2 separate regions of the Homo sapiens genome follow, and region 2 is linked to region 1. A link is a loop called in an ENCODE intact Hi-C map of the cell type or tissue named here. Cell type or tissue: GM12878. All regions are shown on one strand. Each heading gives the region's core, and the rest is flanking DNA. Links, peaks and the distances in the headings are about the cores only.

Region 1 (5,020 bases), core at 343-4,342:
TTTCTCTGTGAGGTGAACTTATGTAGCATTTTAATTTTCTTCTTTACTTATCTGATTTTTCCAGTGTTTCTAATATCAGCATGTGTTACTTTTGTATTGAGAAAAAATTAAAAATAAAAAACAACAGAATGCAACAGAATAAATTGTGTGTCCACACCATTACTGTACAATGCACTGGTAGGTAAACTATACAATAGACCTGTTTAGATACTTGGAATAATGGTTGTGAGACCCACACTTTGAAGATACATGGCATGTTTTAAGAATTTAGAGAGGAAAGAAGCGACAGGAAAAGACGAGTAGCAAGAAATATCAGAAGGTCCAAATGTCTGTCTCCTAAGGCATTTATAAGAACCTCTGTGCAATCATTTTCTCTTCATGGGAAAGGAAAGAATGTGATAGAGTGGTTTCTTCATCTTTGATTTCTTCTGTTTTCTTTGACTATATCACCAAAAGCCTTCTGGAAACACACTTAAAGATCCATATATATTTAAATTAAATAGAATATGCTCTTGAGACATTACCAGAAAGAGTCACATATAGATAAATCATAGGCTTGTGCTAGGCATTTTTAAATATAAAAGTGGTTTTAATGTGTGTGATAAAATAACAGAAACAAACTATTGGTTAGGTTTATGAGGATTAACAGAAGACAATATGCTTGTGCTAGTCTGCAACCAGTTCCAGGAGAGTTATTGTGTAATGCGAATGTGTCTATGTAGAATTATTACTATAATCTACAGCAGTGGTTGGACCCAAGTTCCCCCACAATAACACAGATTGAATTATGAAATCTAATAACTTTGGAGAGAGCTTTGTCCTGAAACTGAATGTGTCCGGTGGTTTTTATGTCTCTCAGACCTCTTATAGATTGTTTTCTCTGCCACAATTTCTATAGCCTTATAAAACTTCTCATATGTTTAACCTGTATGCACGAAACCCATGAGATGAAAGTCCAATACTGCCGAGGTAGCAATTGCTTTCCCTGTAAGGAAGACCACATGTTCCCATAAACTTTAAAGGCAGAGCATAATTTTACTTTTCTCTCATGGAATATTTCTAATACTTAAGTGTATACAACATGACCCAAGCATATTTGAGGTATATTCAAAAGCTGTCCAAGGACAAAAGTGAAAATATTCAGGAATGCAAACAGTTCTGTGTATTCATGAAGGGCTGGCCATTCCATCACAGAACACTGACTTTATGTCTCATTGGCATATGTTTCTCTTGCTTTTGAGAAAATGACTTGTAGGTTATTGTAAGGAAAGAGTTTCTATTCTGTAGATGTTGCCACTAGCAGATGAAGACCTAAGCCCTCCCCAACCATCTTCCCCAAAATAACTACTGTACCACAGCAGCACCACACCGTCCTGTAGTCCTGTACTGTACAAGACACCACACTGTCTTCACCAAACCACGTCTGAATAGAAGAACTCCACAGAGCAGTTTGATTGAGATGACCATGTTGCTTGCCATTTCGGTACATTTTTAATAAAAATTCTTTCACCTTGATCAATCCATGCTCTTCAATTTAGAACTGAGACACATTATGATACAGTATTAACACTTGAAATCATCTTATAACTGCTTGCTTTCATATTTGGCATCACTATTGTACCACCTTAGAAACTGCTTCTATTGACCTTTAGATTAAAAATATGTTGAATTATCATGATTGACACTTTTAAAATGACTCATTCTTGCCAAACACAGCATAACAACTTTTTAACATTCCCTTTTCTTTACAACTGCCACAACTTTCATTATGTGAAATATGGCTGTATTATACACCACCTCTCATTGCCTAACATGATTTTTTTTCAGAGTTCAGGAAGATTTACATTTGGAGCTAAATGTTTCAGTGATTGCTCTGTTGGGTTTCATTATACCAGTGTAGTTAATCAAAGCAAGTCTGGCCTTGCTACCATGATTCACTGTATGGTTTTTTGAACTTAATCATTTACACAGAATGAATATACACATTATCACCAGGGCTGGATTTCTTTAACAGCCTGCATGACACGGTACTGTAATGCCTTTGTCAACTGCTAGTTTTCCCAGGGACTCTGCAGTTTGCTGGGGGTTTTGATAAGACATTTCACTGATGGGCTTTCGGTTAGAAAAAGGCAAGTGGGAAACCCCTAGGTGGAGCTGCAGAGAGCAGACGAAAGGCCCACTGACTTGTGTATCACCAAGTGGGGCTAACGGGGAATCCTTTCATTTGTACAGAGTGTTTCTTTTCATAGTGTGTGTGGTCTTCACAATCATAATTAACAAGTAACTTTTCTTCACTCTCATTCCTAATCCCATCATAAATTATTGGCTGTTGGCATCTGGGCAGGGTTTGGCAGACCTTGAATTTTAAGTCAGCCTGAGAGAATTACAGGGATTGTTGTCTCTAAACTGAAGAAGCTAATTGTATAAGCATTAACACATGTGAACCAGGCCTACCAAGCCTAATTTCTGAGCAGCCAGAAACGATGCTCCTATGGACACCAGATTCCTTAGCAAAAAGCAGACTTGCATTTGACCAGAACCAGTGGAGAGCCTGTTCCAGGCCCATGGAATCCAATGTCAATTTTTCAGGAATTCTATGAGCTGGTTCTTAAACGCCACCATTATTTAAAATCAAAATATATAACCTTTTAATTAAATAAATTATATTTTTAAAAAGATGGTAAATACTCAAAACTCATCACTTCCTAAATATTCTACCCCGTCATGCAATTTTTTACACCCTTGGTTATTCGTGTCTATCATATCTGGATGGGGGAAATGCTATGGAATTTCACAACTCTGCATTCAGTGTTGTCATGTTGGTAGACTGAAATCAGCCACAATGGGAGTATTTGTATCATGGAAATAACAAATGCTACAAACCAAGGCTTCATTTGTTGCTTTGCCTCTGCCTTGTGTGTAAGGGAAGTACTATTTAATTTTACCTACCAGAACACTAAGTCTCAGAAAAGTTCAGTAAATGATTTTGGCCCTAGGATTCCACTGCAGGGTTTTCTGACTTTGCAAATCCATTATCTTAAGTCTTCTGTTCTATACCTCCCTTTAGCGGGGTTTTCCTGCCACTGTACTATATACACTCATAAAAACTCTCAGTGGCATTAACTGCTGTTTGGTTGGTGTATTCATTGTATGTCTTGGGTAAGGTATAACAAGTATGTTTAAATTGCATATGCGTTTTTTTTCCAAAGAACCAGTTATACATTTACCAACATTTCATTATCCAGGGTTCAAGCCTTGATTGAAACAAATCTACCCCCAGAACATACTGAAAAGTACTTTCTGGAAATAAATATATTTCTGTTCATTAAAAAATCCAATTACTAGAATTTACAAGTTATTAAACGTCTCATTGCTTTTCTTCAACCACTCTTTCAGACTCGGCATCACTACCCCTAACTTTGCTTTCCGGCATTTCTCAAAATGTTCCCATTTGGTTTCAACATTTAAGCAACATGAAGGCTATGGAATCAGAAATGTGAAAAGGAGGCAGTTATACAGACATGCAAAAATGCACCAGCCCGAGTGCACAGGCTTAAGGGTATGTGCACTTACCCTTTTTTGATTTGAAAGAATCAGGTATTGGACTACCTGAGCCTGTCTTCTTTGCATGCCATTCTGATTTGCTTTCCATGGAGAAAACGACCCGTCTATGGGAAACTGGGGTAATTTTTCAATCAAATACTGCATTGCTGATATAGGATGAAGGAAATGGGTGGCATGGTTGCTGAGAGACAGACTGCAAGTCTCATAAAATTATATTGGGCCTACCCACTTCTGTTTCAGATTTCCGTAGCATTCTTTGTGAGGATAGTCACAAAAGAAGTACTAAGTTGCTGTGTGTGTGTGTGTGTGTGTGTGTGTGTGTGTGTGTGTGTGTGTGTTTATCTTACCAGCTTTGTCTGATATTTAAATTTTGTTCGGGTGAAAGAATAAAAAGTACACATGCTCTATGAGTGGAACCTCTCTAATGGAATATTTTATCCCCAGCCCCATATGCAAAGCTCTTTAAATGGTGATTCAGAAATCTGACCTGACACATTTCAGTCTTTCTGTTCATCATTGGTACCATACGCAGCAAGAATTACCTTCAGCTTTACTGCTGACCCTGGAAGTCACTGTACTCTCACGACTTTATCTACAAGGGCATGAAGATTGTTTCTTCAAAACTCTTAGTCACGGCAAATACTTTCCACGTGTGTACTGCCATCAACATTGTTGCCTGTTTGGTAGCTTTTGATGGAATGAAACTGACAAGTTTCTGCCTCACACCTGACTTGAGAAAGGCCCTTAGATACTTACAATGGAAATTGTTTGGAGTGTTGCAGTTAGATACAAATCATGCTCTAACTTTCCAAGAAGCTTTGTTACAACATGCAAAACAAACAAAAGAAAGGTAGCAAAACTCTTCAAGCAGTTAAAATTGTTACGCAAAAGCAAAAGCAAGTACAGAGGGTAATAGAATTCATTGAACTGTAAAACCTAAAAACAAAAGAACTGAATTCAGCTAATCACAAATTTTGTCAATTGTTGATTTTTTGTTTTTATTCTCTCTTACTAAAAATGCACTACAGCAGGCGTTTTTCCTTATACATGTATACATTTCCTCCTCAGTTGGACTAAGAATAAAGTATTGTGCAAACAGTAGGTGCATGAAAATTCTAGTCCACTAACTGACTTTAAAAGCTGTGGGATTCTACAAATTGACCCATTAAGCAGCTGTTCCCACCTTTGTCCTATGAACACTAAAATGCACGGTTAGACCTCAAATTGGTTTGGTAGTGACAATCTTGTCTGGTGTTAGATCCAGGATTCCAAAATTCTAGCCACATAACAGGAAGCTAGGAACATAGGGGCAGAGATGCCTGAAGATTTGACCTTCCATGCTATTTTATAAAGGAACGTTTATAGCTTGTTTCCTTGAGGTTGCTGGGGGGAAAAAAAGCAGTGATTGTGTGCTGTAAACCTTTAGGAGAAAACAAACTTAACAGTATGCTTTGGT
Region 2 (5,020 bases), core at 466-4,465, 48 kb after region 1:
TCTTCTCTTACAACAGAATCCCTGAAGTCAGTGGTTACTGGCATTGAGTCAGCAGTTCAGGAATGAATCAGGGACCTGGATCTTGTTTTCTCATCCTACCATTCTTGAAAGTTGGCTTTTACCTTCTTGCTTGCAATTGTAAAAGCCTATTGTACCTTTAGGCATTATCTACATGGATGGAGAGAGGTGATGAAGAGGCCCCCTCCTCAATCAAGTTTGCATTATTGTTCAGGAAAGAAACCCCTCCCTGCTAGCCCTCCCATTACACTTCACTGGCAAGAGCTGAGTCACATGCCCACTCTTAGATCAATCACAGGCCAAGAGGAATACAATTATCTTAGCCGTATAAACCAATCAGATATATAGGGATGCCAATTTTTTGTAATGGTTGCATAGTATTCCATTGTACAGAAATAAGTGGTTCTCTATTGATGGACTTTAGATTGCTTTCAATCTTACACTATTGCAAGCTATGCTGCAATGACTATTTCTGGAATTATGCTATTTTGCACAATTGCTACTTTATTTGAAAAAAAAATCTAGAAGTACAAATTATTTTAACCAATTTTAAATGGAAACAATGTTCCAAAATACGTAGTGCACAATGAAACATGATGACATGTTTATGAACATTATTTTTAGGTTGATTGATCTGATTTAATGATGTTTCATTCATTGATTCAACAATTATTTTTAGATTCACTACTGTAGAGAGAGCTCTGTATAATTTCAAGGAATACAACCATAATCTTTGCTTTCAAAGGACATAAAAGTTTGAGAATTTAGCAGGCTGAAGTTAATTAATTTAAAACTTTTTCTAATTTAATGTGTGTTTTACTATTGATAATGTTCAAATGGAGGCAATTAATCGACCTTTTTCTCCCTAAGGTGTATATAATCATTTTTCCAATAGGGAAAAGCAATCCTTCAAAATTTTAGACACTTTACTAAAATAACTTATCAGCCTTAGGGTTGCTATTAATATATTAATTTTGTCATTGTTATGGTGACTTCAAATAAGTCTAGTTTGCAGTTTGACACACTGATTCCTCTGGGGTTTTTTCTACACTTTAAGGTTTCACTGTGCTTCCTTGGATATAAGTTTTGTAAAACAGTTCCTGAAGGAGAGGGAACAATAGCCCAACTCTTAAAGAACAAAATATTATTTTCAAGATTTTTTTGCCACATATTTTTCAGGAAAGAATTCAGAAGTAAAGGCATTCGTTAAAATTTTTTCAAACCTAAGTGTAGGACACTAAAGACACCCATTCTACGAAATTGACACTTACAGAGCTGACAAATTGCATAAAGGGTCTTTGTGGATATTGATACTAGTTATGCAGACAAAAGAGGCTCTCCACCAAGAATTTATCAAGGGAGTCTACAGAAAAACTAATTGCCCAAATCTCAGAATATTCCTAGCTAGTGTTGTTAAGGAATAAATAATAACAAACAATTAAGACACCAAGTATAAGGAAACAAATATCTTAAGGTTACAAAAGCAATTCATCTAAATTGAGGACCTCCATGAAGAGGGTTTGAGTCAGATCTAGAGCTGTAGTCCAGATTTGAAGTGAATTGCTAGTTTTTGTAGAGCCAGGGAAAGCCCTGGCTTCAGAACGGTGTTGTGATTGGGAGCATAGTGATGGCTGAGGATAGGATGCTGTGGATCATATCCTCAGCATTTGATAGTGGAAGCATCCCATGAGTCAATGATTTACCTTCTGAGTCTCAGTTTCTTCAGCTATTTGACAAAGATAATATGCCTACTTTTATTCAAGACCTGAACAAAAAGAATCTAATGTAACTACTAGACAATCTGCAATGTGTTGAAACTTGCATATGAGTATGCTGTTTGGTTTTTGCTGGGCACCTTGGTTAGCATATCACTAAAGACTTTCCCAGGCCTGACCTGAGCCTTCTTTTCCAGCACCACCTGTCTTTACACCTTACCTCATAAATTTCACTTTCAGGAAAAAAAAAAAAACTCCCCATAATGCCACATCGTAGTTCCCCATGCTGTTTCACATCTCTGTTCCTCTTGCCTGGAATACTTGCTCTGTTTTCCTCATGACTAGCTCAAGGGTAACATCCACCAGTGGTGTTTTGCTCACCACTTGCTTTCTCACAGGGACAAGTCATGCATGTGCATGTGTACCCATGTGTGTTGGGAATGGGAAGAGGAAAGATGGCAGGAAATGGGCAATGAGGCTTGTTGTGGTTTGAGTTTGTTCCCCACAAAGTTCATGTGTTAGAGACTTAGTGGCCATTATAACACTATTAAGAGGTGAAGCCTTTAAGAGGTGATTAGGCCAAGAGGGCTACATCCTCATGAATGGAGTAATGCTGTTATCTTGGGAGCTGGTTAGTTATTGAGGGAGTGGGTTCTTGATAAAAGGGTAAGTTTGGCCCCACTTCCTTCTGTCCCACATGCTTGCTTGCTCTCTGCCATGGGATAATGTGGCATGAAGGCCCTCACCAGAAGCCAGCACCATGCTCTTGGACTTCCCAGCCTCCAGTACCATGAGCCAAATAAAGTTTCATTTGTATAAATTACCTAATCTGTGGTATTCTGTTATAGCAGCAGTAAACAGAGACAAGTAAAACAAGGCTGAAGAGGTCTTTCAAGACCAGATTGAGAAGGGCTTTACATGTTACAGTAAGGAGTTTTACCTAATATTATGGGCAAAATCTTAGGGAGGTTACAGAGTATTTTAGTAATGAGAGGATCAGATATTTTTTATTTAGGAAATGATCTGACTGCAGTGAGGAGGATTGACTGGAGAGAAAGAAAATGTCACAAATCCAAATAGGGCTTGCCAGACAAAGAAAAATTTCACTATACATTGTCTTCTCCTCTCCTTTGGAGTTTCCAGAAGTTAGTGGGTTTGTGCATGGGTCCAGTGAGGGTGGTATTTCACGGGAATCCTGGAGACTTATAAAGCATCATGAAGTGAGTGTTGGGGTCCCTGAGGCATGAGTCTAATTGTGGCAGCCCAGCCTCTCCCCAAGGTCTGCTCTCAGCCACTCTCTCTTTACAACAGAAGATAGAGGACAACATTAATATATTCTAATAATAAAAAATAGAGGGAAAGCCATATAAATAGGGGAAGACAGCAAATGAAGAAGGAGCATGCTTAGAAGGGCAGTTACCACCTGGGCGCTGTAGCTCACACCTGCAGTCCCAGCACTTTGAGAGGCCAAGGCGGGTGGATCATGAGGTCAAGAGATAGAGACCATCCTGGCCTGGCCAACATGGTGAAACTCAGTCTCTACTAAAAATACAAAAATTAGATGGGTGTGGTGGCACGTGGCTGTAGTCCCAGCTACTCAGGAGGCTGAGGCAGGAGTATCTCTTGAACCTGGGAGGTGGAGGTTGCAGTGAGCCAAGATCGTGCCACTGTACTCCAGCCTGGCAACAGAGTGAAACTCTGTCTCAAAAAAAAAAAAAAAAAAGAAGAAAAAAAAAAGGACAGTTACCATTTTTGTTCATCACCTCTCTGCCAGTGGCTTTTCCTTTTACAGTAGTCCTCAACTCAAATTTTAGAATGCACTGGAATCATCTGGAGGGCTCATTAAACCATAGACTCAGTGATTCTGATTCTATAGGTTTAAAGTAGGGCCAATAATTTGCGTTTCTAACAAGGTCCCTTGATAGGCTGATGCTGCTGGCCCAGGAACCACACTTTCAGAAACAGTCTTATTTTCTCTCTTGAACACCTCAATAACATAGCAGGGTAGTATTAACAGAAGAAGAAACACTTATTGAAGAATTAAGTGGCCAGGCGCGGTGGCTCACGCCTGTAATCCCAGCACTTTGGGAGGCCGAGGTGGATGGATCACGAGGTCAGGAGATCGAGACCATCCTGGCTAACACGGTGAAACCCCGTCTCTACTAAAAATACAAAAAATTAGCCAGGCGTGGTTGTGGGCACCTGTAGTCCCAGCTACTGGGGAGGCTGAGGCAGGAGAATGGCGTGAACCCAGGAGGCGGAGCTTGCAGTGACCCGAGATCGTGCCACTGCACTCCAGCCCAGGCGACAGAGCGAGATTCCATCTCAAAAAAAGAAAAGAAAAGAAAAAAAAAGATTTAAGTAACCTGCCCTCTGCCCTAGGTCAACTAGTAAGTAGGAAACAAAACTTGGAAGTCAGATTCTGTTGGGCTTGAAGTCCACACTTTTTTACCTCACACTCCTCTTTCCTCCACAGATGTCTTGAGACAGAGGACAGGGCAGAGGAAGCTCCCAGCTATTTCCTTTCCATCAGGGTCCAAAGTACCCACAGCACAGAAATATGAGGGTGGAGTTTAAAGGAAAATCTTGTACCTCTGAGCATTTCTTTTTCTCCAGAAACCATTTCAACTCCTTGAGTTCCTCACTGTGGCCCAGAAGGTGATATCCAGATACTTGCATGTGCTCAGATAATATCTCCTCTGAGGGAGGCACAAAATGAGCATCCCACTTTTCTACATGCAAGATAATGCCTGGAAGCGTGTGATCTGTCCACATGCATCTTGCCTTGTATGCCTTTTCAAGCGAGTTCCAGCCTCCCTCATGCTTACATCACTTACCCCCAGCACTTCCAAGTGATTTTATAAGGAATCGCCCCACTGTGCTCCCTGCAGGCCTTTCCCCATTTTTCATAAATATTTCTACATGCTATAGATGTCCCATCAAACCCTGTTTCCAACTTTGAATGATTTGTTTGAATGCCTTCACTTGCTTTTGTCCACTTCGGGCTAGAACAAAAAGAAAACAACAAAACCAAAAAATTAAAAAACAAAAACAAAATCACCCTGGAAAAGCATTTACTTTGAATATACCTGTGCTTTGAAATTAATTGTTTTATCTATAGGTAATAAGTATGTAAAAAGCCAAGATGCTGCTTTTGACCAAAGGAATCATTTAAACCCAACGTTTCATTTTTACTCCTTTCTGAAAGGTAATATTCAACTTACAAAGAGGGCAAGGTTTGCATGAGGAGACTTTAAAGTCTTTCTATGTTATTTATACTGCGTATG

What was found. Peaks named below come from ENCODE experiments on the same cell type or tissue, not always from the same donor. Only the 100,000 strongest peaks of a DNase experiment are listed, where the experiment ranks them.
Region 2: a loop joins it to region 1, with 6 times the contacts of the local background. A loop is called at or near these places in 1 of 110 quality-filtered maps.

Annotation. Positions count from the first base shown.
Region 1 is chr9:79,476,507-79,481,526 of GRCh38, forward strand. It overlaps LOC124902328 (a long non-coding RNA gene), which reads right to left and starts at 3,656. Exons shown (of 3, transcript XR_007061902.1): 1 at 3,574-3,656. RefSeq lists a silencer at 2,156-2,205. In GM12878, for the core only: a CTCF peak has its summit at 2,149 (motif pointing right); a DNase peak (open chromatin) is centred at 2,095.
Region 2 is chr9:79,524,434-79,529,453 of GRCh38, forward strand. The region is part of intron 2 of LNCARSR (lncRNA regulator of Akt signaling associated with HCC and RCC); the gene reads right to left. Among named protein-coding and RNA genes, the nearest start is that of LNCARSR, 41 kb to the right of the region's middle. In GM12878, for the core only: no CTCF peak of the experiment used is centred there; a DNase peak (open chromatin) is centred at 2,178.